2 separate regions of the Homo sapiens genome follow, and region 2 is linked to region 1. Evidence: read pairs that join two places in POLR2A ChIA-PET (ENCODE). Cell type or tissue: Panc1. All regions are shown on one strand. Region 1 has its middle 23 kb from the start of MIR4256. Region 2 overlaps CAPZA1 (capping actin protein of muscle Z-line subunit alpha 1).

What was found. ChIA-PET counts read pairs that join two places held together with the same protein. Peaks named below come from ENCODE experiments on the same cell type or tissue, not always from the same donor. Only the 100,000 strongest peaks of a DNase experiment are listed, where the experiment ranks them.
Region 2: POLR2A ChIA-PET joins it to region 1 with 8 read pairs; 4 of 35 experiments call an interaction of 5 or more read pairs at or near these places.

The regions. Positions count from the first base shown.
Region 1 is chr1:112,483,973-112,486,472 of GRCh38, reverse strand. It overlaps a transcript of WNT2B not described here. Among named protein-coding and RNA genes, the nearest start is that of MIR4256, 23 kb to the right of the region's middle. In Panc1, no CTCF peak of the experiment used is centred here; no DNase peak of the experiment used is centred here.
Region 2 is chr1:112,645,755-112,648,254 of GRCh38, reverse strand. CAPZA1 (capping actin protein of muscle Z-line subunit alpha 1) reads right to left here. Exons shown (of 10, transcript NM_006135.3): 2 at 982-1,045. Among named protein-coding and RNA genes, the nearest start is that of CAPZA1, 27 kb to the right of the region's middle. In Panc1, no CTCF peak of the experiment used is centred here; no DNase peak of the experiment used is centred here; H3K27ac peaks cover 817 bases.

The sequences.
Region 1 (2,500 bases):
TGGTATGTTCTTTTGTTTTGTTTTGTTTTTGAGACAGGGTCTGGCTCTGTTGCCCAGGATGGAGTGCAGTGGTGTGACCTTGGCTCATTGCAACCATTGCCTCTGAAGCTCAAGCCAACCTCCCACATCAGACTCCTGAATAACTGGGACTACAGGCACTTAACACCATGCCCAACTAATTAAAAATTTTTTTGTAGAGATGGGGTCTCGCTATGTTGCCCAGGCTGGCCTCAAACTGCTGAGCTCAAGGGATCCACCTGCCTTGGCCTCCCAAAGTGCTAGGATTACAGGCATGAGCCACAGCACCCAGCCTGGTGTGTGTGTGTGTGTGTGTGTGTGTTAAAAACTCATTATCTTGCCCAGGCTGGTCTTGAACTCCTGGGCTCAAGCAATCCTCCCAGCCTTCCAGTAGCTGGTGTTTTATCAAATCAAACCCAACAATATATAAAAAGATAATACATAAATGACCAATTGGGTTTATGGAAGGAATGCATAAATGGTTTAATATTTGAAAATCAATCAATGTATTTCACCATATTAACAAGTCAAAAAATCCCATATGATCATGTCAATGAATTCAGAAAAAGTAGCTGGGATTAGAGGCACATGCCACTGGGCCTGGCTGCTTTTGGTATATTAAGAGAAATCTTTACCTAACCCAAGGTTACAAAGATTTTCTGTTACATTTTCTTCTAGAAGTTTTACAGTTTTTTTAGGTTTTACATTTAGGTCGAAAATATATCTTCAGTTAATTTTTGTATATGGTGTGATGTATGGATCAAAGCTTAGTTTTTGCATATAGATATCCAGTTGTTTCAGTACCATTTATTGAAAAGATTACGCTTTCTCCATTGAATTGCATTTGCACCTTTGTCAAAAAATAAACTAAGCACATATTTGAGAGACTGTTTCTGGACTCTTCATTCTGTTTGATTGATATGGTGATATAGTTCTTTATTTCTATTCCAATAAAACGTAGTCTTCATGACCATAACCTTTTTTTTTTTTTTTTGAGACAGAGTCTCACTTTGTCGCCCAGGCTGGAGTGCAGTGGCACAATCTTGGCTCACTGCAACCTCTGCCTCCTGGGTTCAAGCAATCCTCGTGCCTCAGCCTCCTGTGTACCTGGGATTACAGGCACCTGTCACCATGCCTGGTTAATTTTTGTATTTTTAGTAGACACGGGGTTTTGACATGTTGGGCAGGCTGGTCTCAAACTCCTGACCTCAGGTGATCTGCCAGCATTGGCCTCCCAAAGTGCTGGGATTACAGGCATGAGCCATCATGCCCCCAGGCCTGACGACTATAACTTTATAAAAAGCTTTGAAGTTAGATAGTGACATTTTCTAATTTGTTTTTATTATTCAAAGTTGTTTTGGTTATGTTAGGTCCTTTGCATTTCCATACAAATTTTAGAGTTAACTTGTCAATTTCTACAAAAAAGCCTGTTGGAATTTTCACTGGGATTGCATTAAATCTATATATGAATTATTTGGAGAGCACTGAATTCATAGCCATATTGTCTTCTGATTTATAAACACAGTATATCTCTCCATTTATTTAGAACTTCAATTTGTCTTAGCAATGACTTGTAGTTTTTGTGTATAAGTCTTGCACATCTCCTGTCAGATATCTTTACATTTAGTATTTTTGATGCTATTATAAATAGTATTATTTATTAATTTCTACTTCCATTGCTAATATAAAGAAATAAACCTTTTTTTTTTTTTCAAGAGGGAGTCTTGCTCTGTCACCCAGGCTGGAGTTGCAGCCTGAACTCCTGGTCTCAAGCAATCCTCCCACCTCAGCCTTCTGAGTAGCTAGGACTACAGGCACATGCCAGGCATGGAGTTTGGTGATTTAAAAAATTTAAATTTAAATTTAAAAAATTTTGGGGGCCAGGCACAGTGGCTCACACCTGTAATCCCAGCACTTTGGGAGGCCCAGGTAGATGAATCACTTGAGTCCAGGAGTTTGAGACCAGTCTAGGCAATGTAGTGAAACCTTGTCTCTACAAAAACAAAAACAAAAAAAAAATTAGCCACTCAGGAGGCTGAGGCAGGAGGATCATTTGAGCCTGGGAAGTAGAGGTTGCAGTGAGCTGAGACTGCACCACCAACTCCAGCCTGGGTGACAAGTGAGACCCTCTTCTCTCTCTCTCTCTCTATATATATGTGTGTGTATATATATATATATATATGTGTATATATATATGTGTATATATATGTGTATATATATGTGTATATATATATGTGTATATATATATAAAATTTTTGGAGACAAAATTATATATAAAAATGATATATATAATTTATTATATAAATTATTATATAAAATTGTTAAAATTATTATATAAAATTATATATATATAATTTTTGGAGACAAAGTCTCACTATGTTGCTCAGGTTCGTCTTGAACTCCAGGGCTCAAGTGATCCTCCCACCTCAGTCTCCTGAATAGCTGAAATTATAAGCGCAAGCCACCATACCTGGCTTTTGTC
Region 2 (2,500 bases), 160 kb before region 1:
TGCTGTTGGTGCTCAAAATCCACAAACAATTTTAGAAAAAATATCTTGATTTACTTCTATTATATCTTATACTCCCTGAAGCAAATGTTTATGTTTCTCCTAGTTACTTTTTCCAATTTTAGCAATAAAGATTATTATTGACTGTTCTACCATCTGGGCCAGGTACAAAGGAATATCATACAGTTCCTCTCGAGTAGCTAACTTTCTAATATAAAATTAGAATCTCAAAATAAATGTTTGCTAAACTGAACCAAGATGCACAACAATTATTATTTTGCTTAAGGCATCTTTAAGACAAACTTAATAACTTAAAATGGGATTATGATTATTTATTTCACCATGAAGTTTAAGATGCTCCATCACATTTTCCATCTTGTAAAATGTATTAAGACAGCAGATAGTATGGAAAGTTGTAAATGTATTTAATTGTGGTTCCCCAACCTGCTGCGATTCAGAATCACCTGGTAAAGAACTTGATGAAATACAGATTAACCAGTTCCACCTCAGATCTAATGAATGTGAATCTTGAGGGGAAGATAAAGTTGAATCTGCATATTTAATAAGCTCCCCAGATATAGTCCGTTCAGCCCCACTGGCCCAAAAAAGTGTTCCATATCATGTGACTTCCTAAGTGAAAGCAATGAAGAAAATTAAGCTATGATCTATAACGATAAAAATAAAACTATGAAAATAATTTAGTATTGTTTCTACATTTATTGATACTAATCTGCATTAAATCTTTTCTCACATAAGATAGGCATCCTAATTTATGGGTTAGGAGCTTTATTTTCACTCAGACCTGGGTTTGAATTCTTGCTTTGACATTTACTAACTGGGGGACCTTGGACAAGTTATTTCAATTTTTTTGAATCTTGATTTACTTAGCTATGGCTACAACAAGTCGTAAGAATTAAAACAGACAGCAAGTACTCAATAAATAATGGTAATTAAGGAGGGATTAAAATACTAATCTTTACTCACCATTGAATACTTCATTAAATTCCCCTGGGGGTGCATGAGTGATGAATTTAGCAGCTATGCGTACCTAAAGAGAAACAAAATTTACACTTAGGAGAATTATGAAGAGTAACATATAAAAGGAGAAATAATTAACAAATTATAAATTTTCATCATATCCCTTGAAAAAAATGTTCTGTTTAAACATTTACTGTTTAGGAGTCTTCAAATTTTCTTTTCATAAAGCACCCCAAAGCTGTTACTATCAATATAGGTACATTCTGATTTGGGAATATACGTGTTTTGATAAATCTGAATTCGTCTTTCAAAAACAGGATAATAGTTTTTGACCAAATACATTACATTCACAAAAAGAGAAAGCTATGATCTTGATTATGAACATTTAAGCAAAACTAAATAAAATATTAGCAAATTAAATAGTATACCAATACCAATTCTCCCAATACAAGGACGGTTCAATATAATAAGTTACTGTAACTTACAAATTAAAAGACCAAAACCATGTGATCATCTCAACTCATGCTGAAAAAAAAAAAAAAATTAACACCTACTCCAATATCATAAAAAACCAAAACTATTAATTTTTGGTAGATATAAAATAAACACCTTTAATTTAATAAAGGACTACCTACCAAAATTCTACAACAACCTTAATAATGAAACATAAGCAATGTCACTAACTTTATTAATTTATTTATTTTGAGATAGGGTCTTGGCTGTTGTCCAGGCTGGAGTGCAGTGGCATGATCAAGGCTTACTGCAGCCTCAAATTCCTGGGCTCAAGCGCTCTTCCTGCCTCAGCCTCCTGAGTAGCTGGGGCCACAGGCATGTGCCACCACACCTAACTTCGTAATTTTTATTTTTGTAGAGACAGGTCTCATCATGCCCAGGCTGGTCTCAAACTCCTAGGTTCAGGTGATCCTCTGGCCTCGGCCTCCCAAAGTGTTGGGATTATTGGTGTGAGCCACCGTGCCTGCCCTAAGTCATCAACTTTAAACACAAGGCAAAGATGACTCCTATCACCTCTACTATTCACCACTGTATTAGAGGGCACAAGGAATGCTATGGAAAATATTTCTCCTGTTATTCAACCTAGCCTCTGTCCTCTGCCCCCTGTTGCCATTCTCCCTTTCTGGATATACTATTATAAATGGATGATAAAATGTTAGGTTCTAATCCGCTTATCTCATTGTTTTCCTCTATATTTTATCTTTTTTGTCATTTTATGATTTGTCTGGGGAAAATGCTCTACTCCAATCCATTAATATGCTCTTCGTCTGTGCCCATTTTCCTGCTCCATTTTTTTTTTTTAAGAGACAGGGTCTCGCTATGTTGTTGCCCAGACTGGAGTACTGTGGTGTGATCATAGCTCACTGCAGCCTCCAACTCCTGACCTCAGGAATCTTTCCGCATCAGCCTCCTGAGTAGCTGGGACTACAGGCACTCATCAACAGGCCCAGCATAACAATTATTTTGACTGTTCAATTTTTAATTTCCAAGATTTTTGGTAATTCCTTTTGTC